Regions from separate parts of the Mus musculus genome. Here all the other regions are linked to region 1. Evidence: chromatin loops called from intact Hi-C (ENCODE). Cell type or tissue: left cerebral cortex. All regions are shown on one strand.

Region 1 (8,000 bases):
TGACAATACGCAGATGGAGGAGTCACCATGAACCTGCTGCCCCAGCCTAACAACACTTTTCAGAGCACGCACACACACACACACACACACACACACACACACACACACACTTTTGTCCCTAAGTACTGTCAAGGGCAGAGAAAACTCCCTGGGGAGCAGAAGCATTTGGTGACAGGGTTGATGGAAGAGGAGAACCCATCCTGCACCACTACAAACTGTCCTGTGACCTCTGCTCATACACAAAATAAGCAGAGAACTTTTTAAAGTCATGCCTGAGAATGCACAATGGCGCTTATCCAGGCCCCCTCTCTGGCCCATCCGAAGCATCTGGATGCAGCAAATTCACCGCAGTGCTCAGCGCCGTGAAGGATTTGCTCATACTGCTAAGTCCCCTCCTCTTTACCCATAGCCCTGAAGGTCTCAGGGTGCCTTCCTTCCGATATCCCTAGAGCATCATTTCGTGGCTTAGAAAACATGCCTTGGACCAGACGTTGGTTATGAGCCTACAACTGTGCTCATTCTATTGGACCCAGCACCTCCTATTTGCCCTGCAGAGAGAAGAGGGTCAGAAAGAGCAACAAGACCCAAGGGAGGGGGCAAATCAAAGGTCACCTGCAACTCCCATTAGGAGGGTGGAGATAGTAGGGATACAGATAAGAGTGATGGGTGACCCTGGGATGACCCTGGGGTGCAGGACCTGACACCTGGACCTCACCAAGGAAATAGAGTCATATGGGAAGAACACTGGATACGGATTCTGACTCTTCACTGTGCACTTGTATTCACACCAGTTTTATTCACCAGCCCTTCCCATCCCAGCAGGCAGTGCAAAGACCAATACATAGGTTTGAATGGTCTGGAATCCAGGCTAGGAGCTCTGTGTCAGTCACATGATCCCGTGCCTCTGGTTTCTAATCTATAAAGTAGGGACGCTGGCCATTTTGCATTTTACCAGAGACCCTCACAGATTTACTGTTCTCTAGCAATGTGAGGTGTCACCCCCCCACACACACACACCTGCCACTGAAAGTTGCAAGAGACCCCCCTTCTCGTGGAGACTGAGCCTTCTGTGTAGTGCGTAGCCTAAGCAGGAAGAAGAAGGCCTTAGGCATCTCCCTCAAATTTTGTACAAGGATCACACAGTCTTACCTTCCACGGCTTCAGACCCATTTTCTGTGCTTCATGTGTCATATTAATCAAAATCTCTTATAAAATATAAGCCAGTCGTCAGACATCATGCTGGTAGGGTGTGAGAATGTTTGGGCACATTTGTATTCATAGATTTGGGGAATGCTTAGAGACTGGCGCATCTGCTGCCTGGAACATTATTGCTCACAGACACGGGCTTTTCTCCATTTAACTCTGTTTAGATAAATCTAGGAAAGAGCCTGGCTGTCTAATCCAGTAGTTCTCAACCTGTGGGTCGTGACCCCCAAAGACCACTGGGAAAATGTAAGTGTTTACATTATGATCTATGACAGTAGCAAATTACGGTTATGACATAGCAACAAGGATAATTTTGTGTCTGGGGATCACCACAGCATGAAGAACTGTATGAAGGGGTCTCAGCATTAGGAGGGTTGAGACCCAGTGGGCTAATCTGATACAAAACCGCCTCACCGTCTGTCTCCTAAAAATGCTGCATTTGTTTTCAAAACCACTCAAGTCCTGGTATACAGGCATCCCACCTATGGCTTATTGTGTGCCTCTCCCACTAGAGAGCAAGCTTGATGACTGTGTGTCTCTGCCAGACCTCCAGTGCCTGAACAAGCACCTAATACGCAGTGGATCTTAGAGGAGTACCTGGCTTAAGAAATTAATAACCGCTCTGTGTCCCTGAGGACTGCAGAGGCTATCAGTGCCGATGGTCAGCTACCCCACCCCGGCTCTTCTCCGACTCTGAGCTCACAGTGAGGAGTTGCTGCCGGCTCTCCCTGTGTAGGATGGTCTGTGACCTGTGAATGGAAGCGACCAAGATTTTTAAGCTCCAGTGAGGATCAGCAGGGATTTCTCCATTTCCTCCTGGCACAGTGACTGGCCGTATTAGATATGGTGTCTGGGATCTGCAGGAGTCCTGAGAGACTCTTGCGAGTGCTTGTCGTCCTGTACATGGGGCATAAGTGAGAAAGAGGTCTCTGTTGTCTGATGCACTGAGATATGGGGCTGCATTTGCAACATCACTTATCCTGACTGACATAGTAATCCTATGTGTGACTACCAATATCCCCAGAGCTTCCGAAAACCTTCAGAGACTTTAAGCAGCTTCAAATGCTTCAGAGTCAGATAAAAGCAAAGCTTGCTTTCCCCCTTGGAAAATCAGGCTATGTCTGTCTTCTCCTTCTCTTTCTTGCTAGGGGCTGGGGTTGGGGGAGAGGTTAGGGGAGAGGTTGGGGGACAGTCTTGAAATAACTCACCCAACAGGGGAAATAACATGTTATCGGACCACCTCTGAAGCAGCCTTGACCATACTCCTTCCCCTTGGTCACAAATAAAAGCAACATGTCCTCTCTCCTGGAATGAGTCACAGCTGGGAAAAGTGACCCACCCCACACTGAGCCAAGATGATCTGCTAAGGAGCAAAGCAAAACAAGCAAAACAAAACCTCCCAGTAGATGTTCCAGCAGATGTGGTGAGACCTCGAAGCCTGGTGACCAAGGACAAAGTCAAAGATGCCGCTGGCCCGGCACCCATCACCCCAGGTGATGTCTCTCTACCTGAACTACAGGGGTTTGAGTGATTTGGTGATTTTTTTCCCCACTTCTTCCCTGGAGGAGGAGTGTGTGTGTGTGTGTGTGTGTGTGTGTGTGTGTGTGTGTGTATTGGAAGGAGAAGGAGATGTTCTATCATGGGACATGGGAGGGGACTGGATTGGAAAAGATTAAAGAGGTGAGTCCCATACCTATTGAGGTTGGGGGATAGTTACTCCCCCACCCTGAACTTTTTTTTTTGTCTCAGAGAGATGGATCTTAAGATAAAGTTGAGAAAGTTTTGGGTGGGTCACATGACATGGCATTATACTATCTCCATCCACATCATCTGTGTTCATCCCAGGAGCTCTGGCTCCATGTCATTTCCCCATCAGCTCTGGAAGCAGCCATCACTGCTCCATCAAATCAGAGCCACAGGAAAACCAAACCAGAGTGTCTTCTATGTAGCCCCATGCTGGGGATGCTGCACACCTAACTGTCCCAGCCAGCCTCAGTCTATGACAGTTGACACTGGTGTCCTCACAGGAGCCTTCTCAGCCAGGGAATCGAAGTCAGCCACAAACGACAGACCCTTGGAATGCTTGGGCGAGGGAAGGACAGAGATGATGGCTGTTGGCTATTATTCATAAATAGTGTCTCAGAACTGGCCTCCCAGGGCTGTGTGTTACCAGAATCCTGTTACTTACACACCAAACCATCACCCCACACTCAAGCTGGTCTCTGTCCCCGGTCGTACCCAAAAGATGGCACCCCTGAGAGGTACAAGTTTCCAACCTTGTGAAGATGAATAGACACAGGGTAGAAACAAAGCAAACTTTTACATGCAATACAGGTTTCTGCAAGAAGCCAGAGAGCTGCTTGCAGATACCCTAGAGAGGAGGAGGAAAAGAGTATAAAGCCAGGCTGCACTTCCCCCATCACACTTTGGGAGAAAGTGCCAAGGAAGAGTTCCTGCTGGGCTCTCTCAGTTACAAGGAACCCAGCTCTGGAACAGGCAGGTCCTTTCCCTCCACTCTGCTATGGCTCTAGAGCAATAGTTCTCACAGTGGACCATCAGCACAAATGCTACTATGGGAACATGCTAGAAATACAAGTCTAGCATCCTAGCCCAGACTTACTGACACAGGAACTTGCCAGCAAGCTGTGATTTTAAAAGCCCTCTAGGGTTGGCTGGCCTCCAAAGCTTGGAGCACGGATGTAAAGAGAGCAAGAGGAAGGGTGGAGGGGCAGAGTGGTGGCCTCTGTGCCCACCGCCTTATCATAACTTTATCAGTTTGGAGTCCTTCTTTCCACTCCCCAGAAACCAGTGAATAAAACGAGGCCCAGAGACCAGGAACTTTTCCTCTGCCACCCACTTGAAAGGAGCAGGATTCTGATTACCACCACTTGGGGGAGGGGTGCGGGGGTGGGGGTGGGGAGAGAGGCTGTGGAGCAGGGAAGGCTGGGGATTCCCTGGTCACTGGACTTTTAGCCATTGCCTAAATTTACCTTCGAGAGGAAAAGTGAAAGTGAGGATTCCCCAGCCAGACACTAGGGGGAGACCCATCACTAGCCGGGAAAGAACCCTGGAGATTAAAATGTAGGCGAATTTATAGACAATTCCAGGTCTGGTTTCAGAATCCCCACACATTCTATACATACATTATTGCTCCCAATACTCTAACCTGAGGGTTCTCATCCCTTTTATAAGGTAGCTTGTGTGCAGAGAGAACCTATGCATTTTAACCCCGCCTATATTAAACACCGGTACTGTGAAAGTGTATATGAATCATTGCTATCCAGTATTATTTAATAAGTAAGGAGAAAGAGTGTGTACATGTTCACTATAGACATGCCCCTCCCCCAATATTTCTACCAGTGGTTTGTTGAGACCCAAAATACAGAATTTTTGAATTTGGTGCAGTGACTCTATTCCCATAGTTGCTTGCTGGTGGCTGCCACTAAATCAATCAAACCTGTAATTTAAGGGGGGCAGGGGGAGGCGGGAATGTGAGCTAGGCCTAAGTCAGAACCGCAGAACTGGAAAGAGCAAAGGCGCCTGCAGCTACAAAACCAGCCTGTAGAGGGCCCAGGACCCTTGCTAGCCTACGACCGACCGACCGGGCACAGGTTCGAAAATCCACAGTCCCACCTGTTCTCTATCCCTTGAGACGGCACTGTGGACAGGCCCACTAGTTATTACCATTACATAATTTTCAAGACCCAGTGCAAAAAGAATAGGCCGGGTTAAGAATTAGGATTTTCAAGATGGTGGCGACATAACCTTAAGCCAGACAGGAACCTATGGCGCACCCCTTGGTGCTGGTAGGATGCGGACTTCTCCACCCTGCGCCCCTGCTCAGGTGGACCTTCCATACCAAAGGAGGTGTGTAAGGGATTGGCATTCATTTCCGCAGTGATTACTCCAGCAACTAAGGGGGGAGGGGCGTAATTCGGGAGGAAAGTTCCTGTCCACCCATGGGGCACAGAGAGGTCTCTCATGATCACCGGATCACCAAGGATCACCAGTCACTCTAATCCCAGTCTTCGGGGAGGGGCAGTCTATGTAGCAGAGGTGAGAAGGGAGAGAGCTGATGTAGCCAGCTTCCCACGGGCAGCTCGGAGAATCCGCGGGCCGCCTTACTGACAGCGGCGGGCTAGCTCCTGTCCCGGGGCCACACCAGGTTGCCAAAGCCCTGCCTTCCCACCTGCTCCCCGCCCCGCCGGTGTTAGGGCGCCCTGGGAGACGCCCAGAGGGGACGGGGCAGAGCTGAAGACAGGCGCAGGAGCCGGCGCCTACCGAGCTCGCGAAGCCTCTCGGGTGCTCGGACCTTCACCACCGCCTAGTCGCCGAGTCACTCCTAAATCCACGCGGCTCCGACCCGCAGTCACGCGTGTTGCCCTTCCGGCCTCTCGGTGGGCTCCGCCCCGCCCCGCCCCGCCCGCGGGCTGCGGGCCCTTTAAAAGCGCGCTCGACCGGAGCCGCCCCTTCTGTTGGCCAGGCTCGGTAGCTGCCGCCGCCTGCGGGCCTTGGCCATGGCTTCCCCGGCCATCGGGCAACGTCCCTACCCGCTGCTCCTAGATCCCGAGCCGCCGCGGTATCTGCAGAGTCTGGGTGGCACCGAGCCGCCACCTCCCGCCCGGCCGCGCCGCTGCATCCCCACGGCCCTGATCCCCGCGGCCGGGGCGTCAGAGGATCGCGGTGGCAGGAGGAGTGGCCGGAGGGACCCCGAACCCACGCCCCGAGACTGCCGACACGCTCGCCCTGTCCGGCCCGGTCTGCAGCCGAGACTGCGGCTGCGACCTGGGTCACACCGACCCCGCGACGTGAGGAGCATCTTCGAGCAGCCGCAGGATCCCCGCGTCTTGGCCGAGAGAGGCGAGGGGCACCGTTTCGTGGAACTGGCGCTGCGGGGCGGTCCGGGCTGGTGTGACCTGTGCGGACGAGAGGTGCTGCGGCAGGCGCTGCGCTGCGCTAGTGAGTGAGGGCGGGGAAGGTGCGCGAGGTGAAGGGCTCTGAGCCCGGGAGAGGAGGCCATTGCCTTTTGTGGCCAGTCCGAACTTTTAGGCAGGTTACCTTTGGAGACAGCTGCTGTCACTGCCTGGCATCCTTTAATGGCTGCCCACTGACCAGAGGTAGTTGTATGTGTACAGTTACGTATCCTCAGACGGGTTTGAGCCTTCTCCCCCGTGCGCGTAAACAAGCTTGTTTGTAGGTTGGGACTGATGGCTCTCCACAAGGTCATTGTGTCTTACGCACACCCTCTTCTTCCTTTAGTTGTGAGTTTTAAAAATGAGGTAGTGATATTGACAACGAAGTGAGTATTTGACACTTATTAGGGTTAATGGGGAGATGACTCGGTGGTCACCTCAGGTTCTCTCAGGCTCTTCCTCCTAGGGAGCTGTTGGCATGGGAAGCCTGGTTAGGCTTTGAATGGAAGCAGGCTGTGAGGCTGAAAGATGCCAAGGTCACCTGCACCTGAGGCCTCCTCAGCCCTCCACACCTGGCTCAACGCTCTATACTCTGCTCCAGTGTGTGACTGTGCCTCGTGGCCTCCTCTTCCTCCTCCTGTCCCCCTGCACCCGCCTTCCAGCCCTAAAATCACTAAGCTCCCCGCCAGTTCCTTCCTTCCACAAGGCATCCCCACTGGCCTGCTGGCTTCTCCCAATCTTACTGTAACACTGGGCACCAGTATAGAGAGTTTCTGAGCAAGTCTGCGCTCTTTTTAGGGCTTATCATTACCTCTCGCCAATGGTGAGTCTGTATCCCTGTATAAGTCTCCTCCCCACCAACCCAGGGATCTGCTGTTGCCAGAGGATACTCATACCCGTGTGTTTACGTAGCTCCTTTGAACATATGAAGCACGCAGTGCAATGACAGCTTCCGGCAATCATCTGTGGACATGGATTACAGTCACATCTTTTGGTAAAGGGCCATCCTCTGTTGCCTCCTTCAGACTGCAACACTGGACAGCAGCAGCTAGCACTACTACCCTCACTCTAGCCCATAACAGCTCCCCCTCAGCCGCTCCAGAATATGTGAAAGGAAAAAGGGGGACTATTCTTCCTACCATGAGCATCCCCCATACAGGTGCCTGTTAAGGAGAAGGCTGGGCATGTAGAGTCCTGTGCACGGGCTGCTGTTCCTTGTAAATGCTGCTGACCTGCAGACGAATCCAGTGCAACTTACCTCTGGGCCCGCTGCTAGCTTTATCTCCCTCCGTGTTCCTGAGTGCTTTGCAGTACCCACTAGCCCTGGACACAGAGGATGAGGCAGTGGATTCACTGTTATGGATCTACTAAGGCTCAAATTCCAGAAGCTGCACTGTCTGTGAGAATATGCTTGTTGCAATTCCCGCTTGTTTAGACTTTGAGGGACTGTCAGCTTTACTCTGAGTTTGTGATATTCTTCTGGTTAGCAATGATGCTGTGTTGGCAGGATTCTGTGGGTATCTGTGCAGTACTCCATGACGAAATGAGCATCCTCATACCACATGAGAGTTGTTTATTTCCCTTGCTCCGTCCCTAAATAGTTTCCAGCACTTGGGAAATAGTGTCCTCCCTGCCGTTTCCTTCCACAAGGCATCCCCACTGGCCTGCGACTTGCTGAGGTCCTTTCACTTTCTTGGGTTCCTGTGGCCCCTGAGTAGTCGATTTCCTACCAGCCAGAGATGCCTGAACACCAAAGAGGCAGCAGAACTGAAGTCAGGAAGGCCACAGAAAGGAATCTCTGTTTGTTTGGTTTTTTTTAATATTTAACTAACCGTGAGTGTTCGGCTGACCAAGAGAAAGTTGAGACAGTTTTGGTGTGCA
Region 2 (8,000 bases), 130 kb after region 1:
AAATGGGGCTTAAATGGAGAGAAAGCCCCACCCTGCCAGTTGGTTTGAGAAGAAGCCAGCAGGACATGATGGCACTGTGTGTCCTGCCTGGAGGCCAGCTCTGTGGGGAGAGGCTGGTTAAAGAACGCTCTGGGAACCTCCCAGCTCAGATGACTCTTCAAGCGTGAGAAACCTCACAAGTGAGGGTGCCGGTCCTTCTTTATGGGGTGGAGGGGGGCAAGAAATATAGTGAGAAAGAGCAACTCAGGTCAGGGAGGGAGCTTGCTGGTGGGATCGGCTCAAAGCTAGTGCAGGCTGGCACCAGGAGACAATGCTAACATGAGTGAGGGCAATGCGGATCAACTGTGGTAATTTAGGCAACTTAAAAGTTCCATGACCAAATCTTAATTTGGCCAGGGCAGTTGTTTTTGTAATACCAACATACGCACGCACGCATGGACGCACACACTATTCTGTCCTGGCTTTGCCCCCTGTTACATTCCTGTCGGCCCTCCCAACACCCAGCTCAGAATGTCAGAACCTATCTTCAGCAAATGGACACTCTCGCCTTCTCTGGCCCCTCCTGGGCCTCAGGATGGTGGACACTTCTCTTTCTGGGCCTCTGTTTTCAGCCTACCTCTTTAGGGAATCTAGGACAGCTCACCGTGAGAGGCTCCCAGGAGGTGTTATCTTCAGTCTTTGTACTGAAGACCCGGAACTAGGTTAAATGATTTCAAAAGCTGAAGCCCTCGTCCGGGGTTCACTGAGCTGCTGGGGAAGGAGCCTTGGGAACAGAGGCCCACTGCTGGGTTCCTCCTGGCAAGAGCCACGCACCTCAGGAATGCCAGCATGCTGTGCGTTGCCCTGCACGCGGTGGGTTGGCTGGATAGTGGCTGGAGGTCTCGGAGAGACAGAGAAGCTGCTCTCTACAGGGTGATGAGCCTTATGGAACGGAAGGCCGAGAGCAAGGGGGCAGTGCTGCAGTAGATTCAAGGAGCCATGGCTAGGGCTGGCGAGATGGCTCAGCGGGTAATAGCTCTGACTGCACATCTGAAGGTCCCGATCTCAAGTCCCAGCAACCACATGGTGGCTCACGACCATTTGTAATGGGATCTGACACCCTCTTCTGGTGTGTCTGAAGACAGCTAAGGTGTACATATATATATATATATGTATATATATGTGTGTGTGTGTGTGTGTGTGTGTGTGTGTATTTTTTAAAGGAGCCATGGCTAGCACAGAGGTCACGCATGAAAAGTCAGGGCCCATTGTCCAGTTCCTTACCAGAAGGTTGGATTTTTCAAGTTAGACTGGGCCTTCGCCCCACTTTCCCATCAAAAATCCAAACAAAACAAATGTAACGGTCAAATCCCTGATGTTTGCATATGTATCTGGCAAGGAAAGTATTGAAGGAGAGGAAAAGAATAATTTGATATTTTAGGAACTATTCTAACACTTCATGGAGATTGTGTCTAAGGCTAGGGACAAATGCCTGTTTTCTTGAGTTGGAGATTTAAGGGTTAAGTGGAGGTCTGGGACATAGGCAGACTGAGGGACACGAGGTCCTGGGGTATAATCAATAAACTTGTCAGAGGCAAGGGAGGGCCCATGGATGGTATGGAGCAGGTTATGTGGAGTCTGTGGAATGGAGCTGGGTAGAGTGTGGAAGATGCCCTGTAGATACTGGGCCTAATCCCTAAGAGGGGGCAGCTCAGAGACTATAGAATGTGGACCAGGATAGGAAACCCTTAAGGAATAGTGAAGGGGCTGGAGGGGTGACAGCTGGTGACTTGCTGCTCTCAAAGAGGAACAGAGTTCTCCTCCTGGCACCTGTGTTGGCATCCACATTGGGTGGCTCACGTTGGCTTATAATGCCAGGGGCCTGACTCCCTCTTCTGGTCTTCTCTGGCACTGACACACAAATGCATGTACCTGTGTGTGTACAGTGTTTGAGTGTGTCCACAGATACACACACACACATAGATAGAAATAAGATAAATCTTAAAAAAAATAGGCACCCTGATGCGCCCAAGGGCCAAGCACATAAGGAAGAGAGAGAGTTTGTTGGAATCCTGAGGAGCCCTGGCTGTGGGTGAGGATGTAAGAGAGGGCTGCCCACTCGCCAAAGCTTCACTCTGGTGGAGGAAGGAGGCCCTGCCGTCTTTGGGCTGTGTGGGGACCCAGAAGAATAAAGAACCCGATTTCACTTTCTCTCATCTTCACGCAACAGTAAGAATTCACTGGATTCATAAGCCTGGGAAGTTCAGCTCCATGGGCTGAACACACCTCCCACTCGCAGCAAGCCCTTATCCCACGTAGGCATAGAAGTCGGATGTGTTTGATAAGGTCTAATATTAGTCTGAGCAAACTTTTAGAAAACCACAGAGGCGGGAGTGACTAATAGCCTCAGGCAGGTGACTGCCGAGTAGTGCCCTTAACGAGAAGGATTTGTCATGCAAGGAAGGGAATTCCTGACACACAACTTGAAATGTGTAGGAACAGCAAAAAGCAAAAAAAAACGCTCCGGAGCTGCAGAGAAGGCTCAGGGTTTAAGAGGGTGTACTGTTCTTGCTGAGGACTGGTCTTCAATTCCTCGTGTCAGACAGCTCACAACCTCCTAAAACTCAAGTTCCGGTGCCTCTGGCCTCAGGGTCACCATCTCTCACGTGACTGTACACCCACAAAGACCCCCTCCCCAGTGTATGTGTGCAATTAAACCAAATAACAAAACTTTAAAAATGTGACAAAGAGTGGCCAGAGCAGAGGACGCAGGAGGAAGAGAAGCTGGAGAGGGGTTTAGCTTGCATCAAACAACATACCTCCAAGTAAGGAGCACGTCGGTTGTGCAGACAAGGAACCAGAGGGGGTCCTAACGTGGCAGTAGAGGGATGGCTTTTCCAATTCACTAGCAGGAAGCAATGTTTGCACAAGTACCATCCAGGACCTGGGATGGGATCCACCTCTCACCTCCCCATCCTCACTTCTACCACATACCCCACCTCTTACCCCCCCTCCTCACCTCTACCACACCTCCACCTCTCACCTCCCCATCCTCACTTCTACCACATACCCCACCTCTCTCTTCTCCCTCCTCACCTCTACCACACCCCCACCTCTCACCTCCCCATCCTCACCTCTACCACACCCCCCACCTCTCACCTCCCCATCCTCACCTCTACCACACCCCCCACCTCTCACCTCCCCATCCTCACCTCTACCACACCCCCCACCTCTCACCTCCCCTTCCTCACCTCTACCACACCCCCCACCTCTCACCTCCCCATCCTCACCTCTACCACACCCCCCACCTCTCACCTCCCCATCCTCACCTCTACCACACCCCCCACCTCTCACCTCCCCATCCTCACCTCTACCACACCCCACCTCTCACCTCCCCTTCCTCACCTCCTCTCTGCACAAACCTGTTGTCATCTAAAGCTCATCACAGCTCTGACTTGGCATCAAGCTGTCAAGGCTCACTGAGCTGAATGTGTCTCTGGTTCTAGGATGAGGTGGATCAAGAGCACCCAGGAAGCCTGTTTACTAGTCACTTTCAGGTACTATAGGAAAATGAGGGAGGCTGTGAACTTTATAAATGGGGGAGCTGTAAGTCAGGGAGCAGGGCAGTGTTGTATGTTGAGCTTCTGGCTGACACTCCTGGGTGAGTTAGCTCCATTACAGTTGTGACTTTGAGACAGAGAGATGTATTGATTAGACAGCACCTAGGGCCGAGGCTCGTCTTGCCTGTTCATAATGACCTCACACTAGACCAAATGAGGGGTTTGTGAAAGCAGCTGAAGACACAGCATCAGTGATCCAAGTGCACTCTCTCAAGGTCTCGGCGCCCGCCCGTTACCTTACTAGACTCGCAACACAGGAGGTGCCACACCTAAGCTGTATCTAAATCATAGCGTCCTTCCTCCAACTTTGGCCCCATCCTCAAACAGGACAACAGGAGAACCGGATGGACCCTGCCGAGGCAGGTGGGACTTGGGAGCTGATAATCCTAGAAACAGCATGCAGCTCCAGAGATTTTCAGTCTTCCTGGTGTTCTTTTCCAAACGTTGTGGCTATTCCCCCCAGGCCTGATAGCTGAAGAACACTAAAAATAGGCCAGCTCATTTCAATTTAATTAGCCATTCCTCTGAGATCGCCAGATGGAACGAAGCAAAGACAGATGCGCTGGGGGCATCAGAAGTGGGAGTCGGTTCTAAATGTGGTTTTTGTGAGCCCAGACAAAGGCACGCTGCAGCCTGCGGGGACCACAGTCTGGCTGTTGCTCCTAGGTGCTGGCCAGGCACTGGGGAGAGCTGGTGGGTGAGGAGGGTTGGTAGGGGGTCTGCGGCTGGGGCAGGGGCAGAGAAGAGGCTCCAGGCCTCGGGAAAGCAGGCTACTTCCTCCTCAGGCTCGAATGTGTGGTCCCTGTGGAGGCACCTGCTTGTCTAGCTCCCGTCTTAGGGGTCTGTGGACAGGAAACATCCCACAGCAAGAAAGGGTTGGGATTGCCGCCAAGTGAGGTGAGGACTCTATTTCTGGAGCCCTTAAGAGTGGGAGAAACTGCCAGTTCCCCGGGGTCAGATATTTTCCTTATCTGAAAACAGGGTGACGTGCACAAAGTAAAATCAGGCAGCTCTTGGACAAAAGGGGTGGTGGTGGTGGTGGTGTTAAAAGGCCCTTAGAGGGCTGGTGAGATGGCTCAGTGGGTAAGAGCACCCGACTGCTCTTCCGAAGGTCCAGAGTTCAAATCCCAGCAACCACATGGTGGCTCACAACCATCTGTAACAAGATCTGATGTCCTCTTCTGGAGTGTCTGAAGACAGCTGCAGTGTACTTACATATAATAAATAAATAAATCTTTAAAAAAAAAAAAAAAAAAAAAAAAAAAAAAGGCCCTTAGAACCCAGAATTTATGCCCTTAACCAGCGGCTTCATAGTGCATAAAAGACCAGCGGTGTGGAACAAGTGCTCCCCCTGGTGGTGCACATAGGGATAAGCTTACCAGACGCACTTCATTAGTTTATTCAGCCATTCTCTATGTGATACAGTTTGTTCCCAAAACTCCAAACAAACGAATATGAGCCTGATGTGTGAATTAAGGATCGATCTCAGCTCTTTCTAGTTTCCCCTCCCCCTTTCTTCCCTTCTTTTCCCCCTCCGCCCCTCATTGATGGTTAGTCCCAAGCCAAGGGCATTTTTCTCATTTTGCAGGCTCATGTGAGCTATGATTTCATTGACTCCAGGATGAAGGCTGTGTGTGTCACTTTTCCTTTTGGCTCTCCTCCAAGGAGAAGAAATGGCCTTTTGTAACACCTTCGTGCAGCTTAGCTGGAACCTGAAGAATTGCTAGATTCCATACCCATGCTCTGGGGAGGCTGGGAGGAAGGATATTAACCACTGACCGAGAGCTCTGCTTTTGGTCCTGATGCCAGGGAGTGGTCTTCTCTGCTCAAAGCCAGCATCTCTGGCATTCATGCCTGGTCCTGTACTCCATGCTCCTCCTGGGTGACAGCCTTCTTTCAACCCGATCACGCATTACTTTACCGGCTGTCCAAGGTTGGCTGTCAGGAAAGGACGAGGGACCTGGGATTGTGGCACATAAACTGTGAAGACACTCCAAGATGTCTGTGCCCACTTGCCATGGTTCTTACAACCACAGAGCCATCCTCATCCTGGAGGTTTGTCCTTAGACTTCTCACTAGATGGAATCCTGTATCTGCCAGATACTGGGTGCCATGGATGAGAAACAACCCTGTGGAACCAATTCATGTTCTCCTTTAGGTAGACACTCTGTGGCTGAGTTTCTTTTGTTTTTGAGCTTGCAGACCAAGGTCTAGCTATTGCTTTCAGGCACCAGAAATGGCAGAGAGTCCTCCCCTCTGCTCCTCTTCTTCCCCGTTTCCCTGCTCACTCCTCCTCCCCTCATCCTCCTGCCTCCTTTGTCTTCCCCCTTCCTTTTTCTTCCCTCCTCTCATTCTTCTCCCTCCCCTCCTTCCCACCCCTCTTCTCCTTCCCCACCCTCCCATACCTTCCTCCCCTCCTCCCCCTTTCCTCCTCCCCCTTCCTTCCCCCTCCCTCTTCATCTCCCCTTCTTTCCTCTCTCCCCTTTCTTAGTGTCCCCTCCCCCACCTTCCGTCCCATGCTCCCCCCCCCACTCCACTCCCCTCTCCAGTAGGCGTATGTTTGAAAGTAGAATTGCATAGTATATTACAAGTTTTAAAGCATTGACTTCAGGTTGTTGAGATGGCTTGTAGGTTAAGGCACTTGCTGCCAAACCTGACAACGTGAATTTGATCCCATCTATCCCATAGGATAGAAGGAGAGAATAGATCCCAGAAAGCTGTTTTCTAACTCCACATGTGTGCTGTGGCTCATGTATGTGCACCTGTGGCTTATGTATGTCCGTATTTGTATGCACACATACACACACACACAAGAAATAGATACAAATGTAATACAAATTTTAAAGTTAATTTTTGAGGTTACTTTCAACATTTTTTTCTTTTTTGCTATAGCAAAACATATAACATGAGCTTTATCGTTGTTTTACAGGGCACGAATCTGCCCTGAGTAGCACAGAGTTGTGCAGCTCTCAGGATGCCCTGTCTCTAGAAGTTTCATCTATTCTCCACAGAAACTGTACAAGGCCTGTCTTCAGCTTAAGTCTGTATGAGAAACTGCTGGAGTCACTCTGTAATTTCTTGGTGCCTTGAGCAGATAATTGGTGGCCACCACACCACACTCCAGGCTTCTCCAGATCCTAACAACAGGCAAGGCTGTGGCCTCTTCACTGTCCTGCAGTCACAACATCTGTAGGGGTCGATATCATCCCTTTCCACAGCAGAGCCACAGCTAATCTTTATACCCTAGCTCTGGGCCAGACAGAAATTTGCTACTCCATATAAAGGAGGGCATCTGTCTGTACAAATAGAGAGCTGTCCCCAGAAAAGAGACTCTGGCTGTCCTTGGTCATAAAGAGATGCCAAAGGGCATGCATTTGGAGCCAGAAAGATTTGGGTTCAAATGCTAATGTTGGCCCTTGCTAATCACTTGGCTTGTTTGGTTGTTTGGGTTAAGTCACAGATGGGGACACCTTATGGCACAGAGATTCTTTACTTTAGAGAAGGAAATTCAGTAGTACTAGGTCTTCCTTCCTCCCTTCCTCCATCCCTTCTTCCCTCCCTTCCTCTGAGAATACCAGAGACAGCTTGGTTTCCTTTCCTATTGGCTCCTTTTCTGGGGCATCAGTTCCTAAGAACTAAGAATGCTCCCCATTTTCTGAGCCATGACCTCATTTGTGTTGATTAAATATGAAAAAAAAAAAAGGTTTCTTTTCTGCTGGGTGGAGGTGTGGTTTGTTCATTGCTGTATTCTATTGAATTCCCCTGCCTCCTTCCCAGTCACTGGCATGACTATTTCTCTTACATTCTAAACGAAACCTCCCACATCTGTCTCCAGACTCATGAAAGGGGCAGAAGACATGATATTTAGATGTGCACCTGTCTTAGTCAGGGTTTCTATTCTTGCACAAACATCACGGCCAAGAAGCAGTTGGGGAGGAAAGGGTTTATTCGGCTTACACTTCCATACTGCTGTTCATCACCAAGGAATTCAGGACTGGAACTCAAGCAGGTCAGAAAGCAGGAGCTGATGCAGAAGCCATGGAGGGATGTTCTTTACTGGTTTGCTTCTCCTGGCTTGCTCAGCCTGCTCTCTTATAGAACCTAAGACTACCAGCCCAGAGATGGTCCCACCCACAGGGGCCTTTCCCCCTTGATCACTAATTGAGAAAATGCCTTACAGTTGGATCTCATGGAGGCATTTCCTCAACTGAAGCTCCTATCTCTGTGATAACTCCAGCTGTGTCAAGTTGACACACAAAACCAGCCAGTACAAGGGGTTAAAGGCGTGCACCCGGCTTTACTCAGGTTATTTATAAAACAAGATCAGGATGCCTGTAACCTTTTCAGAACTTCGAAGCAAGTGCTCCTGGGAAATTCTTTCCTCTCACATCCCTAATCAGT
Region 3 (8,000 bases), 360 kb after region 1:
CATGCTGCTGATTGTCACACTGAGCACTTGCTAAGATTTATCATCACGGCAGCTGTATAGTAGCTGAGAGCTACATTCTGGCCTGCAAGCAGAGAGAGAAAGAGAGAGAGAGAGAGAGAGAGAGAGAGAGAGAGAGAGAGAGAGAGAGAGACAGACAGAGACAGAGACAGAGACAGAGAGGCAGAGAGAGAGACAGACAGAGACCAATCCTAGGTCAGGTGACCCTCTGTGACACTCTTCCTTCAAGAAGGCCAGACCTCTTAATCCTCCTAATCCTATCAAACAGTTCCATTTAAATGTACGTAGCCTATGGGGCCACAGTCAAACCTCCGCGCCAGTCCCAGTCCCCGAGCTACCACAAGTGGGTGGTTTCTCCAGGAGAAACCAGTGCTTATCATTAAAGGAGGAGTTGAGAATCTCTGACTCACAACAGCCTCTGTTAACAGCATGCAGAAATATAGGCTCAACTCCGACAGAGCTCAGATCTGTAGTTTGAATCGTCTGATGCATTGCTCACAGCAATCTAAATTCAGAGTTGAAATCCACTTAGATGCTCAAAAGATATTTTAGGCCTTCTCCCCTCTGACACTCTTTCTGCCCTCATTAGCTTAGGGCAACTGATGCTGCAGTGACTATCACTAATCTTGTTCAGTAGCTTATTACAACAAAATGATGTCTGGTTTTTCTTATGCGTGTGGCCGCCAGTGGCAAGGGATGTGACTTGTTTTGAATACTCAGGACTGGGGGTGAGGAAGTGCTCCTATCCTCTAGGATACCAACGCAGTGAGAGCAGGGCAGGAGAGGTCAGGGGAACTGCGCATTGCTCCAACCGGAATGGCATGCATTTCTAGAATCTTCTTGGTCTTACAATCACACTGCCATATGGAACTTCAATGCAATGATGATATATAGCTTTTCCTGCCCATCTAAAAAGAAGAAATATATAAACCCGTGGGATCAAGTACAATGTTTCTTACACATTCATGGGAATAGGAAACCTTAAAATGTATCCTTTGGTTAAAGTCTGAAACACAGTTGCACAAAGTTACCCAGGTCGACCATCCCGACTGCCTCAGCACCTCCACAGTCTCCCCTTTATTTTCTGGTTCACTCTGCTCTACTGTAAGGATCGAGAGTCGGCTTGAAAAGATCCTTTTTACTGAGCTGGATGTTGCAACCTCAGGCGTAACACAGAAGGACAGCTTCCACCGATTGGGAAAGTGAACAGCTCGGAGGAAAGGGAGTTTATTTTGTTTCCAAGTCCATCAGAGTGTGAAAGCCAGGAGTGCAGGAGGTTGAGGCAGCTGATCTTTTTACAGCCACAGACAGCAAGCAGAGAGCAACGGATGCTCCCACACTACTAGAGCAACGGATGCTCACACACAACTAGAGCAATGATGCTCACACACAACTACTTGTCTCCTTTTCTCTGCAGTCCAGTTTCAGCAGTGATGTTTTCACCTAACTTAACCCAAACAGGATACTTTCTCATGGGTGTGTTCAGAGGTTAACTCAGCCTTCACATGTGTGCTTGGAGGCTTACCTCCTAGGTGATTAGAGGTCCTGTCAGGTAGACAGTGAATATAAACCTTCCCAAGCTAGGCCCCTCTGATCAGGGCCCTCCCTCCTTTCAGCTGCCATTTACAAGCCCAGGCTACGACTCCATTCTGCTTCTGAGCCAATACCAAAAATTGAAGGTTCTCATTATGACCTTTTTTTTTTTTTTCTCCAGTTTTTCGGCTTTTTGTTTTGTTTTGTTTTGTTTTTCTGGAATTACTCACAGAAAGCAGGAAAACAGTTTATTTACTAGATCACCAGTTCATAATTCTGTAACTGCTAAGTGGAAGAGATACACAGGGAGGAGGCACGGGGGAGGGTGCTCAGAGTCTCCAGGGGCTGTCTGAGCACACTGACTTCAGTGGCCCCGGGGTGTCACCACCAGGACCTTCCCGGAACCCCTCCCCTTTGAGGCTTTCAAGAAAGCTTCATTGCAGGGGCATGAAGTATCGCTGTCTGGGATCTTGTGTGGATTTCTTTTTTCTGCCAGCTCAAGAACTAAAAGGCATGTAGCTGCAGGGAAAAAAGGCACTCGGCAGAGGGGAACAACTAGAACCAGCAGTTGAAGGAAGATGTTTATTGGGGGTGCGGAAACAGAGACATATAGCTGGCTCCCACAGCAAAGACCCTCTGTAAAGCAAACAAGGACTGGGGAAGTAAGAAAACCCCGTCTCTTCCCCAGAGCTGGGTTTTAATGTCTCTGAAGGTTCTTCCACTCCTAACTTAGGGTTGGTCAATTTGAAAATGACAGGCTGGCTGATTGGCTCATAACTGTTGAGTAACTGTGTCCTCACCTGGCCTTGAACCTGCTGAGCCAGTCCATCAGCTGGGGGACTACTGGGAGAAGAAAAGGCTAAGCTGCCAGGCTTTTGTCTCAGGTCAGGAGAGTGAGGAAGAAGCCAGCCATCTTGGAAGTTTGCCACCTTTATTATTGAGTCATGGCCTCTCTCCCTATCCGTCTACCTACCAGGGAGTGTGTCTAATTCCAAGTCCTTCAGAAGGATTGAGTCATGGGCCCTCAGTGAGGAACAAAATTGCCAACCCCTCTTCCTTCCTCCCTAGAGGTGCATGCATAGGCAGGCCCCATCCCAAGGCCTATCTCAGTGTTGTAAAAAAGACAGTCGTGACTTGAGAGTGTGTGTCAGAGGAGTGAGGTCACATCAGTTATATGACATTTGTTCATCCAACAGTGCTGACTAAACTGTTACTCCGGAAGGGACTTCTGAGATGGATAAAACTCGGGACTTGAAGGATGACACTGATGATAGAAAAACGAACAGCTGTTGTCCATAGGATCTGGGAACCAATGCTTCCTGAGAATCTAAAAACTACTTGTAGTGAGAGAGAACGGGCAGGACACAAGGGGAAAAATTGGCATTTTTCTCCCCACTCATCCTAGTGATTATGGGAATGAGATATATTTATTTCCATTGACACTTTCTCCCTCTCTCCTTCCTTCTCTCTTTCCTTTTCTCCTTCCTTCCTTCCTTCCTTCCTTCCTTCCTTCCTTCCTTCCTTCCTTCCTTCCTTCCTTCGTATCTTCCTTCCCTCCCTCTCTCCCTCCCTCCCTCCCTCCCTCCCTCCCTAACTCCCTCCCTCCCTCCCTCCCTTCTCTCTCTCTCTCCTTCCCTCCCTTGATTCCTATACCTATTCTTTAGAAAAAGCAACCTTGGGGGTGGCCCCTGTGGTCACCTGTCACCGTGTAGGCTTTGGTCATTTTAAAACATATTTAGAGTTGTGTAGCCATCACTGTGCTCTAACCTTAGGACAGAAGCAGTGTACTCCTTAGCATTCGGTCACATTCCCACATCCACTCTATCCTAATCTCCAGCCCTGGGCGACGAGTCTGTTCTCTGCCCCTGTAGATTTGCCTTTTTGGAGCACGTCACACAACTGTTACCATGGTAATTCTAGCATTTGGGAACCTGATGTAGAAGCATTCAGAGTTTAAGGCCAGTCTGGGGACCTTAGTGAAACTTTATTTAGAAAGAGAGGAGAGGGGAGCAGAGAACAGTGGAGAGGAGGGTAGGGTAGGGTAAGGTAAGGTAGGGGAGGGTATGGGAGAGGAGGGAAGGAGAGAGGAAGAGAGGGGAGGGGAGAGCAGAGGAGAGGTTGAACAGAAGTCCAGATGACTTCGTGCCCTGGGTATCCCACACCTATTACCATAAGACTTTTCCCTGTCAGTGGGGAACACTATCTTAAAACAAAGATTAAAGCCGGGCGTGGTGGGCACATCTTTAATCCCAGCATTTGGGAGGCAGGCAGATTTCTGAGTTCGAGGCCAGCCTGGTCTACAGAGTGAGTTCCAGGACAGCCAGGGCTACACAGAGAAACCCTGTCTAAAAACAAACAAACAAACAAACAAACACCAACCCCCCCAAAACAAAAAAATAAAACAAACAAACAAACAAAAAATAAAACAAAGATTAAGCTCAAATCATTGAAAGAAAAATGATGATGTGACTTTCTCCTTTCTTTTGGCTTTCAAAGAATCCTAATTAACATGCTTACTACTTCTCTCCTGCAGGGCAAAGTTTTTCACCCACGGAGAAGGGGGCGGTTTACATTTATCAGCTTTTGCTTGCTTCTTGCCGCAGAGAGAGACTCAGATCCACAGTGGCTGAGACTTTTCTCCTCTGTTGCTGGTTAAGAGGAACTTGGAGGAGGAATGAAATGGGAATAGACTTCATATCTAATGTTCTTACTTTCTACGGCCAGCCTCTGCAGAGCTCCGAGGGCAGCACTAATGATGTTTTGGGTGACATCATTCTTTCTGCAGAATCTCAGCCACACTCCCAGCCTGCCCATTCCACTACATCTCAGCAGTACCCACCAGCTAGGTACAACTAAAAACTGTCCTCAAACATTGCCCACAGAACCCCGATGACAAAATTGTCCACTGAGAGTTTCTGCTTTAGTTCTTTTTCCCTTGACTCGGCCCTAAGATGGTTTCCACATGGAAGACACTGGGACAAGTCCTTCCGATGCTTTCTATGTTCATCTCTCACAATGTGACGAGAACCACCTTAGGTATCTCTTAGAAATGAGTGCTCTTTCTAATTCGTTGAAGAATTAAGTTGGAATTTTGATGGGGATTGCATTGAATCCTAGAAATGGGAACAAAACACCCACGGAAGGAGTTACAGAGACAAAATTTGGAGCTGTGACGAAAGGATGGACCATCTAGTGATTGCCATATCCAGGGATCCATCCCATAATCAGCTTCCAAATACTGACACCATTGCATACACTAGCAAGATTTTGCTGTAAGGACCCAGATATAGCTGTCTCTTGTGAGACTATGCCGGGGCCTAGCAAACATAGAAGTGGATGCTCACAGTCAGCTATTGGATGGATCACAGGGCTCCCAATGGAGGAGCTAGAGAAAGTACCCAAGGAGCTAAAGAGATCTGCAACCCTATAGGTGGAACAACAATATGAACTAAGCAGTACCCCAGAGCTCTTGTCTCTAGCTGCATATGTATCAAAAGATGGCCTAGACAGCCATCACTGGAAAGAGAGGCCCTTTGGACACGCAAACTTTATATGCCCCAGTACAGGGGAACGCCAGGGCCAAAAAGGGGGAATGGGTGGGTAGGGGATTGGGGGGGTGGGTATGGGGGACTTTTGGGATAGCATTGGAAATGTAAACAAGGAAAATACCTAATTAAAAAAATAGTTTTAAAAAAAAGGAATGAGTGCTCTGACTCAGCAGCTTCAGGAAAGTCTTGGCACCGTGTGGTTCCATCAACAGTGTTGGAGCTTGCTCGTGGATCACACTCGGGGACAAGACTGTGCGCTGCTCTGTCTCCAGAGCCCCCTGGGGACTCTGCTATGACAATGAGGACAAAGATGAAGGAGGATCTGAACAGCTCGCACAAGGAAGCCAGGGCTGCTGCCGCTGGAGCCCAGAGTCGGAATCTGGGCATTTGGGGCTGGGTCTCTGTTTTCTCTTCTGTCTCCCTTCACCTGAGACTCACTATCAGAATCACATTCCCCCTTCATCAGACAGAGCCATGCCTGGGGCCTTCTGCCACTACCCAGTCTGCCCGAGAACCAGCCCTGTGTGTCAAGTCTGTCAGCTAACCCTCCCAGTCCATTAGATGGTTAGAGCTGCAGCTGGCGTGGGGCTCCCTTGCTTCTTAGCTTCCTGCTATGGCTGTCTGGTTGCTTCTGCCTTCTCTTTGTCTATTGCCCGACTTCTTAACCTGGCTTCTTTCTCTAAAGTGGAAAGTGGGTTTTAGGAATGATGTAAGGATGGGTGGAAAGGAAATTATGGCCTAGCTTTAGCTTCTGGGCTGTGTGGATTTTATCACAACTAGGGCATAATTATTGAATTGTTGTGACAGGAGGAAGACAGGTATCCCAATGGCGAGGAAAGGAGTGTGGTGGAGTGTCTTGCCTTTGGCAAGAGTGTGACACTCAGCACCCCCAGAAACAGGAGGAATCAAGCTTGTCACAGCAATAGCAGAGCAGGCTGCTGGCCAAGCATAACACATAAAGCAGGGCATCATGAGTGCCATGAAGAAAAGGATGGCGCTGTCAATGCAGAATAAGCCCTGGCCCCTGCTCTGCCAACAGTCTGTGCCATGTCCTGTCCCTTCTTCTCTGAGCTGGGTGATATTATCCTGTCTCTTGTGTTACTTTGCTCCCCAGATCTTTTGCCTGAACCCAGGCCTAAGGATGCTTAGACTGTGCAGGAGGTTGATTTCTAGCATAGTGCAGTAAACCTTCTTAGAAGAGCCACAGAATAGATGCTTTAGGCTTTCTGGTCTCACTGGCTGCTATTTAACCTCTGCTGTAGCATCAGAGCAGCTGGGCCATGTGTGACTGTGTCCTACTAATCATATTTGAAACCTGAACTTCACATATCTTTTCTTCAACTGTCGCAAAATATTTTTCTTCTGATTTGTGTTGCCATTTTTTTTTTTAAAATGCAAGGCTATTTTTTTTAAAAAACGTAAGCTGTTTGTAGCAGTTACACTACCTGTTGGATCTGGCCTCAGATTGCAGATTGCTGATCTTTGAGTTCAGAATCCACTGTGTTCCTCCGGGACATGGGAAGATATTCACAGCAAGTGCTAAATGAAGCTACCCCTACCCCTCCACTGCCCCCTTCAGTCTGTATTGCTCTCAGGATCAATGCTCTCTCCCACGAGGGGCTAGTATATCCTGGGTTTCTGTGACTGGGCTGTCTGTGCTTTCTCCTGCTCCTTGTGTGTTTTAAAGGCAATCATTCTGCATCCCCAGGCTCTGGGTGTGTCTTTGGAGATGTGTGGCTTCAGCCCTTGCCTGAGCACCTTGCTAGCTGGAGATACAGTTGGTCAGGTCTCTCTCTTGCTTACATAGGTGCTTCTATTGTGCAGTCTAGGCCCAGACTAGCTTACCAGAGAACTGGGATCCCCCATATTTGTAGGCCTGTCCATGCACACATTATTTCTTCCTAGTTCTTAAGGAGAGATATACTTGGGGTGATTGTAACCCTGGAGACTGTGGGTGGTTGCAAGTCAGAAACTCCCTAAACCTCCTGGTTCTGAGGATTAAAGGAAGATATTTATTTATGGGCTAGCCTTAGCCTCTGGGCTAATGTCTCATTGCAAACAGACATAATTATTCAATGATTTTGGCAGTATACAATAAAACAGGCTGGTATATTTTGCATAGTAATTGTATGTTTACATGTGTAGAGAATATACAAAGTACTCATGTATTGCTTTTTATATCTTTTTTCTAGGAAAAGTAGGTCAGACCTTTTTTTTCTTTCTTTTTTATTTAGACAGGAGCTATAATTCAGATTGGTCATGAACTCACTAGCCAAGAGTGACCTTGAACCAAAGATCCTCTTGCTTCTACCTTCCAAGTGCTGGGATGAGAGGTATGTACCACTAGGCATGGTGTTTTGATACTTTAAAAATACAATTTTGTAGATGTAGGAACTGCAGTTCAGAGAAGCCAGGTTTCATCTCACCTGAGGGACTGATTTCTGCCCCCACCCCCCTGTCTAAGAGCAAAGGGTGACTAGGTGATGAAGTATTTCTCCAGGGAAGCATGACCAATTTCCCTTCCTCCACATTCCCCTCCTCTGCCCCTCCCTGCCAGACCCCTTATATACAGTTCTCCCAGCCTTGCTTACCCTCAGTCTTTCACTTTTGAAATCATTTCCACAGCTGAGAAGGAGCTTCCCACCCAGCAGAAGATCCTCTACCAATGAATGCTGACTGAGCCTGCCCAACTTTTTGTGCACAAGAAGAACCAGCCACCTTCACACAGCAGCCTCCGGCTTCACTTTAGGACCCTAGGTGAGTAGTGGGGTTTCCCATAGCCTTTGCTCTGAAATGTTAGGCTGCTGCCTTGATTGGGGGTGGGGGGGCTGAAAGGTGGGTTAGCATTTACCAGCCCTTTGAATATTTATATAAGGAAAAAACTAAATGAGAAGTTGCTTA
Region 4 (8,000 bases), 190 kb after region 1:
TAATACTTCCCGTTTATAATAAACCTAAATTAATGTTTGGCGTGTTTGCATCTTGTCTTGAGGATTTATGAAGTGCAAATGCAGTTTCATTTAAGTTGAGGATGTTGAACATAGCCGGGGCGTCACCAGGATCCTTGTGTGCTCTCCCAGTGGTGACAGCCAAGAGGCCACCTTGTTCTCTCGATGAGAGCGCCATGCTCTGACCCACAACTGGCTTCACGTCTTTACAGCCTCTTTGCTTGTAGACATTTGGGTTCTAGTAGGCTTCCTGCCATCGAGGTGCTGAAAGAAAAGCGTTTGTTGGGCCACTGTTGGATCTGAGATAGCTTTGATAGGTATGGCCAGCTTTCTCCCAATCAGAGTTCTTTCAGTCCTGAGTGAGAATTTGTTTCCTGAATCTCTAGAAGTCTAGGAGTTTGTTCAGATGTGAAAGTTTTGTCAGCCAGCGCAGTTATTGGCTCTTTTCATAAGTCCTCTCTGTACGAGTTGCAGCAGGCCTTTTAACTTGGCCGTCACTGTTTCTGTTTCGCTAAACCACCTTCGGTCATTTTTGTGTTGGACGGATGATCTTTGCTAGGATTCAGTTAGCATTTATCCATCCTGTGTGGCAACTCTGAAAAATTTGTCATTTACAGGGTGACCTTTTGTTGAGCCTCAGTCCTTTGCCACTGCCTTTCTGGTGGTTCCAGAGCATGGTGGGGCACAGCACGGAGAGTCACCCTTAGTGAAGGTCGCTTCTGGGTAGTGTGGCGAGGGTGTTTATGGCTTTTGGTACTAGGATTCCTCATTGTCAGTGTTACTTTGGGTAGAGCCTTAGCCCCCATTCTAGTTATAAAACTCAGTAACAAGGAGAGAGTTGACTTTGACTTCCTGGTAGAATGTATGAAATGCGTACAAGTACCAGCATGTAGGGCTGCTGCAGTCCTTCCGTGTGCATTGTCTGTCTGCCTTCTGAGGAGTGTAGGCTCCGTGGCTGCTGTTATGTTGAGATCAGTCTCTAGGGAGGCTCATCTGCCACTCCCATTGAGCTCTACTCTAGCAGAGGTGGCGGCATGCTCCTTTATCTCTATGACTAATTAAATGAACACACATCCGCTGTCATCTCCTGTGCTCTGGAGCAGGGATGGATGAGCACAGAGAGAAGTGTGGTCTGTCTTTCTAGCCTGTGGGCATCTGCCAGTGGTTCTGGGAGTTGAGATTCCCTCATCACCGTGGCTGCTTCTGTAAGCAGCATCTTGTGTGTGTATATGTGTGTGTGTGTGTGTGTGTGCGCGCGTGCGAGCACGAGTATATCTCTTTACAGTATAATTAATTCCCATGGTTGGGATCTGATGCTGTATTTTTTTAATGCTCTCCATTTTAACCTGACATTGAGCATTCTAGATTTTTTTCAGAATGAAGGCATTCTGTGTGTTTCGTCCCTAGGACCCTCTCTGGCCTTGGATCTATGGGTGTGGACCCTTGAGGATCTGTTGGAAATAGCAAATGATGTAAGGACAGTATGTATTGGTGTCAAAGCTCCGTGACTTCCCCAGGCCTTTCTCGGTTTACAGTTATCCAACTAAAATCAAGTTAGCTTCTCTGTGTTGTGTATGGAAGCTCCACCACTCCAGGCTTCGTGCTGGAAGGAGCGGCGGAGCATTGAGGAGGTGTGGCATTTCACCTCTCCCTGGGAAGAGCTGCGGATGGTGCTAGGATAGGAATGGATGGAGCTGGAGTGAGTGAGGCAGTGGCTGGGCAGGTCCAGTCTACTCTACTCCTTCCTGGAGTGGGGAAGGGTGACGACTGGGACCTCAGGCCTGCACCCTGGGAGAGTGAGCTGGTTCTCGGCTGGGGACTGAGCGCTTAGGAGAGGCCTGCAGAGGTGTGTGTCTAGGTGTCTGGGAGGAAGTGCTACTTACATGGGTTTCATATTCCAGTCCTGCCACAGCTGGCTGGAGAATCCTATGGAAAGATTACTCCATAATGGAGGACCTCATTTATAAAATAGGATGCTCCCTTCCAGAGGGTTGAGCCAGGTGAGATGACACATTGGAAATACTTAGACATTTAATTTGGAGAACTCCAACCATAAGCTATGCCTGCTACTTGAATGTTCACGAAAGAGGTTGCTGAGACTTGCCTACAGTGGCTCCAGGTCCTCCTTTCCTTTTACCCTGAAAAGCTTTGAGGCATCCATGTGGTACAAAAGAAGCATTTGTGGTCCAGAAAGAGGGACTGTGGCCTGGCTTAAGGGAGTGGTGAGTTGGTGCCCCACACAGGGCTTTCCTCCAGGCCCCCAGCTGCCTCCTGGGAATGTAGAGGTCTTGTTTAACAACACAGCAGCGCACTTGGTGCCTGAATTGGACTTGTGCATCACTCTTGGCACCAAGTCGGACTCGGCACATCCCCGCTCCAGCTGTCCCTTTTAAGTGGTGTGTAGAGGGAAACTCAAGGCTGCACCATATCCTGGGTCCCCACTGCCTGGTGTCTAGGGCTATGAATAACCCCTGAGGGAAGTGGGTGTGCCTGGGATTCCAGCTGCCCACCTCAGGGGAACTGATGTACAGGAATAGCAGCCGAGTAATAATAGCAGAACCCTGGTGTGGTGCCTGTCGTGTGCCAAGCTGGTCTTGCTAGTGTGCATTCTTGTCCTTGTTACATGTGTTTAATAGGCTGCCCCCTCAGGCCTGTCATGGGCCTGTTCAGCACATGAGAAGATGGGAGGCACCAGGGGTTAGGATCCCCACTCTCAGTGGAGTTCAGAGCCCCCTCCCTCGTTTTCCAGTGTGTGAGGTCTCTGAGGTATAAAGTATGTGGGGGCAGCTTATTTGTTGCTCCTATTGTCCTCATGTCATGCCATAGGACCAGGCTCCTCTCTGTTCTTTCCTCTTTGGCTTTTGGGTTGACTTAGACTATCTTTTCAGGAGACCCCATGATGGAAGATCTCCTGGAGGGCAGGTAAGGGGGTCAAAGGTGTACAACCAGAGTCTAGGGCCCCTGTTTTTAATCCTGTGCACAATTCCCACACCTCCCTCACTGACCCTACCTAAAACTTCCTCCCTGGGTTGTGGGCTCCATGACCTGATCCTGAACCCTGCATGCCTTTCAGGCCTCCTTGGCCTGTGTACCTTAGTTTGGAACACACATCTTTCGACCTTTTCTGCAAGAGCATTTCAGAGACACCATATAGGGCTGAGTCAAGGCACAGAATTGGTTCGAGGCTTAGCATGGGTATCATGGATTTCAGTTCCTTCCAGGTACACCTTCTCTCAATGCTGTGGTTTTTTTCTTTGTAGGAAAGTCCATCCCCCAGAGCGAAGGTCCTGAGCCCTTTGTTCTCCAGTGTCCTCTCTGCACTGTGGGAATGAGACCTTTCCCATGTGACCCTCCTGGCTGCCCAGCTCTTCCTCAGCTGGGGTGTGCTAGCAGCTTCCTGTCACCTCTCTGCCTGGATGGCTCAGGCCACCTCTCTTGTCTGTCTTTACTTAGCCATGTACTTGAGATCCGTGCATTCTTGCTTTTTCTCTCCAGTGTTCTGTATGCTACACTTGTCTACAAGTGTCTGTGGCACCTCATGGCCCCGCTCTTTGATGTTAACCCGCCCGCCTGCCTGCTATGAAGGCCTTCCATAGCTTCAATTAGTATTCATAACCAGTGAAGGTCTGATAACACTGGGTATACAGGAGGCCCTATCTCAAACAAAACCCCACTAAAACCTCTATACGTATTGTAAAAATCAAGGCTTCTCATAGTTATCCCTAATCTGCCCAACCTAGCCAAGTTTCTAGAGGATAAAACCTAATGAAGTTCATCTCAGTTACTTGTTTTCCTGTAAAATTTTAGTTTTCTCTAAGGATTGAGATTTTCCTAGTCTTTATCCAGTTGACTTCACCTGGAGGAGAGAGGCCTGCCTGCAGCAAGTGCATGCACCCACCTGTCCCACTGTGGAGGTGCAGGGGGGACACAGTTTAGATAGTAAGGCAGTTGCCACACTCCAGAAATTTTCCCTGGAGGAGAGAGCTTGAAAATACATTTACTACTAGGTGAAGGAAGAGAGAGGAGGGATTTGATTAAAGAAATCAAACTTTATTTCACCTGTGGAGAGAAGGCATCAGTATGGAAAGTGTTGGTTTTAGCTTAAGAGAAGAGAACCTTATGTAGAGCTTCTTTGTTTTTGTTGCGTTTATAAGCTGGTCTCTCTATAGTCCAGGCTGGCCTTGGACTTGCTATATTGCCCAGGCTGGCAGAGAACTCCTCCTGCCGGGCCACAAGTGCTGGGAGTATGGGTGTGGCACTACTGGACATGTATTTGCCAGGAAGGATGACCCCACTTCAGCTGGAACTGTTGAGTATGCTGGCCCTAACACTCCTGTCTGTGAGGTGGAACCTGACCCTCCCAGTGCCATGGACGAACCCCGGCTGTGGATAGCAGTGATCCTAAGACAGCTGTGTTCTTGGATCCCAAACCCAGTGTGCAGTCTACGGATCAACTTTCCTCAGAACGCTTGCCTGCACTGTCTGTTGTCTTTACGATTTTGTCTACTTTGGCATCGTGGCCTGAACGTGGGGCCCAACAGCTCCCCAGGGTGTTCATCTCTGATATCTATCTCCTGCCCTCGGATGTGGAGGCAGAGTGAGGGTGTGGGTTCCCCCATGGGATTCTTTTTACTTTTGTTCTGTACTGTGGTGGAGAATGGAAGAGAGACTTGAATTATGAATCTTTCCAGTGCCTGCCTCCGGTGGGTATCTGTCCTGCTGCACTAGCCTGGCATTTCCGATTGTCAGTCTGTTTTGGTTTTGATGTTCAGTGCCATGCGTGGTCTACAGTAGAAGTTCAGTCACTACTTGATTATGTGCACATGGAATTGGCCAGTGTCTCTTTCTGTTCCTCCTACAACATGGGAAAATAAAAATGCACACCCCGTGACCCCCACCCCCCACCCCAACCCCATACAAGCTTGTGCCATGCTCTCATTTGACCACAAGGTGGCAGTGTGACACAAAGCACATGGGAGATAGCTGTCTTCTTTGTGGGTTTCTGCTTGAGAAGTTGCCTCTTTGAAGCCACTTTGAGAAGTTTCAGCCTCTGACAGTTTCTTAGACTCTGAGTGATAGGGTGGAAAGACTTGGAATTTGTCTGTCAGGCCTGATGCAGGCTGTGGCTGTCATCCTAGGAGTTTAGCCTTGGGCAGGCTACTCTCTGAAATGGGTCAACGTGACTATAGCCTGAAAGCACATTAGTGTTATTGGTGGGGATTCCGAGCTTGTCTCTGGCTGTCTGACCCCACTTCCCAGACCTCAGCTCTCTTCTTGGTCTCCCTGCTTGTCCACATTGGCCTCATTCTAGTCAGTGCCCAGTCTCCACCTTATCGAAGGCCCCCCGCGCCTGCCTGCTGCCTGCTTGTCCGTCTGCTCTCTGGCCTGTTTCCCTGCCAGCTCAGACTGCAGAATGTCCAGAGCTGTTGGAGAGTGTGATGTATGGGTAGATCTGTTCAGGTCTTTGTCTTACAGATTTTGGCTTCTGTGCCCTGCATTGAGCAGGCATTCTAGTAAAAATGATAGCTGTTCCTACTGAGCACAGTTTAACCCTCATAGCATAGCTGTGAGCAAAAGTGGCTACTCCACTGTACAAAGCAGAGGTCTGTTAGGATGCCTTTGGTTCTAACAATGGAATTCTCCTAAAAGAGTTTAAACAATCAGGAACATTTTCCATTTATTTATTTGTTTTGCTTTGGAAGCAGGGTCACACTCCCTGGTTTCATTGAGGAGCCACAGTCGGCCCTGAATCCCCACTTTCTTGCCTTGTCTCCTGGTTGTGCCTGGCAGGAAACAGGCTGCTTGGTGATGTCCCAGGGATCCTGGGAGCTGCTGTCTCTCACTGGCTTCTCACTGCTCTGTGGCCAGACCCTTTACTGGGACCATGGTGACAGCATGCTCCTAGCTGCCAGGTGCTGGAGACAGTGTTGGTCCTGTGCTCTTTCTGTGATTGTCTCTCAGTAAATTGCCATCAAAGTTCTTCTGGGCCATTTGGACATTAGGCTTGTTCTTAAGCTAGTCAGTAGCTAAAGGGCGGAAACAAGTAGCTGGCTTAGACTGACCAGAATCCGGCCTTTTAAGGCTGATGAGGGTCCAGCTTGACTTCATGCTCCTGGACACCCAGTCCCAGGAGCAAGAAGGGACATGAGTGTGGCTCAAGGCTGCAACTCTGGCAAGCAGCAGGGTCCCAATCAGCATCGGGCTGACTCCAGAGACCACCGGGCTGAGTCTGCTATAGGTTTGAAGTTTCTGTCCCTGAGGATTCTGGAGTCGCTCCCTTTCTTGTCCTTGAAGTGGTTCCTTTTGTTCTGACTCCGTGGGACACTGTCCTCCAATACTTAACTGCTGCCTCTCCTTCTGTAGACTTCATGCTCTTAGCTGATGGAATGAGAGTTGTCTCAGCTTCCTGTTCAGGCTCTGGAGAGTCAAGCTGAAGTGTTGTGTTGAGTGATTAGAGTCATCTTAGGGTCCTGGAAGGGGAGAGGTTGGGGAAGATGCTGTGAGAGTGACCTTGGGGGGGGGAGAGAGAAAGGAGAGAGAGAGAGAGAGAGAGAGAGAGAGAGAGAGAGAGAGAGAGAGAAAGAAAAAGAAAGAAAACATTTGTAGTGTTGGTGGGGCCAGCTGTTTCTCGTAGCCCTGTGTCACTCAGGAGGTGTTGGCCTTGCAGATGCTCCAGGACTGTCCGAAGGCGCGCAGAGAGGTGGAGCTGCACTGGAGGGCCTCCCAGTGCCCACACATTGTGCACATCGTGGATGTCTATGAGAACCTGTATGCCGGGAGGAAGTGCCTGCTGATTGTCATGGAGTGGTAAGTAGCCTGCAGGGTTCTGACCATCCTATCCCCATGCCATGATGAGGTGCCTCTGCCTCTGCAGACAGCCCACTATGGATCTTGAAGCTTGGGATATCAGCATCTGGCTTCCTTTGGGGGCAGTGGAATGCGTGGGGGTGGGGTGACATGCTGGTTGACAGATCTTTCACTGTACCTTTTTTTTTTTTTTTTTTTCCTTTCAGTCTCGATGGTGGAGAGCTCTTTAGTCGAATCCAGGACCGAGGAGACCAGGCATTCACAGAAAGAGGTAGAGAGGGTCTGCTGTGGCAGTGGCTTTGTGTGCACAGCAGTAGGCAACTGTAGGCTCTTTGAAGGGCCCTGTCACAGGAGTGGGGGAGGGTGTTGCCTTCTCAGGCTCACTGCTGGCCATGGGCCTCTCTCCCTTAGCCATGGCAGGGTCAGCTCCTAGCTCCTTTGTGTGTCTGATGAGTTGGTGGGTGTGGGAGACTGGGGCTGCGTCAGCAGGTTGGTGTCTGAGCTTTCAGACCTCCAGCTCGGGTTTTCTCTCTCGTCTGCAGAGGCGTCAGAGATCATGAAGAGCATCGGCGAGGCCATCCAGTACCTGCACTCGATCAACATTGCTCACCGGGATGTCAAGGTGACACCTGCTTATATAAACCCCATGCTCCCTGACTGCCTGGTCTGTCAGCGTAGGATGGGTCTGCAGCCCAGTCTGTGGCTTGTGGGGCTTGGGACAGGGGACCACAAACTTGGTAGTGAAGCTCAGTTTGGTTGCACTCAGCCTGTGGCTGCTCGTCAGCACCTCACCGTCCCACACATGGATTTCTGAGTCAACAGGAGTCCCCATGGCTCCACGCGGCAGTCTCTGTAGCAGGGAGCCGATGCCTTCACGCTGCCCGCTGCAGAGGGGCTGGATGGATGCAGTGGTTGAGCGGATGAACGGAAGGCACAGTCCTTCCCACTTGGGTTCCTCAGCATTTCCACAGGGATCTTATCCACTCATGTCTCTCTCCACAGCCTGAGAACCTCTTATATACTTCCAAAAGGCCCAATGCCATTTTGAAACTCACTGATTTTGGCTTTGCCAAGGAAACCACCAGTCACAACTCTTTGACCACTCCGTGTTATACACCATACTATGTGGGTGAGTTCAGGGGAGGCCCAAGGACTGAGTCTTTGCCTCGTTTTGC

Evidence for each region. Peaks named below come from ENCODE experiments on the same cell type or tissue, not always from the same donor. Only the 100,000 strongest peaks of a DNase experiment are listed, where the experiment ranks them.
Region 2: a loop joins it to region 1, with 6 times the contacts of the local background. A loop is called at or near these places in 20 of 42 quality-filtered maps.
Region 3: it touches region 1 in a loop (6-fold over the local background); 2 of 42 quality-filtered maps call a loop at or near these places.
Region 4: a loop joins it to region 1, with 2.5 times the contacts of the local background. A loop is called at or near these places in 2 of 42 quality-filtered maps.

The regions. Positions count from the first base shown.
Region 1 is chr1:131,242,854-131,250,853 of GRCm38, reverse strand. It overlaps Rassf5 (Ras association (RalGDS/AF-6) domain family member 5), which reads left to right and starts at 5,676. Exons shown (of 6, transcript NM_018750.4): 1 at 5,676-6,165. The coding sequence starts at 5,724. It overlaps Gm28913 (a long non-coding RNA gene), which reads right to left and starts at 5,764. Exons shown (of 3, transcript XR_878525.3): 1 at 5,488-5,764. In left cerebral cortex, CTCF peaks have their summits at 4,238 (motif pointing right), 4,775 (motif pointing right) and 5,730; DNase peaks (open chromatin) are centred at 4,752, 5,478, 6,143, 6,891 and 2 more places; H3K4me3 peaks cover 3,617 bases; H3K27ac peaks cover 2,453 bases.
Region 2 is chr1:131,113,087-131,121,086 of GRCm38, reverse strand. Gm51643 (a long non-coding RNA gene) reads right to left here. Exons shown (of 2, transcript XR_003947991.1): 2 at 5,180-5,537. Among named protein-coding and RNA genes, the nearest start is that of Gm51643, 4.3 kb to the right of the region's middle. In left cerebral cortex, CTCF peaks have their summits at 1,885 (motif pointing left) and 4,971 (motif pointing left); DNase peaks (open chromatin) are centred at 1,902, 2,294, 4,157 and 4,949; H3K27ac peaks cover 2,832 bases.
Region 3 is chr1:130,887,108-130,895,107 of GRCm38, reverse strand. Il24 (interleukin 24) reads left to right here and starts at 7,697. Exons shown (of 6, transcript NM_053095.2): 1 at 7,697-7,856. The coding sequence starts at 7,769. In left cerebral cortex, no CTCF peak of the experiment used is centred here; DNase peaks (open chromatin) are centred at 447 and 4,148.
Region 4 is chr1:131,057,448-131,065,447 of GRCm38, reverse strand. Mapkapk2 (MAP kinase-activated protein kinase 2) reads left to right here. Exons shown (of 10, transcript NM_008551.2): 2 at 6,686-6,825; 3 at 7,032-7,096; 4 at 7,368-7,447; 5 at 7,828-7,954. Among named protein-coding and RNA genes, the nearest start is that of Mapkapk2, 36 kb to the left of the region's middle. In left cerebral cortex, CTCF peaks have their summits at 2,596 and 4,974 (motif pointing right); DNase peaks (open chromatin) are centred at 2,413, 4,976 and 7,606.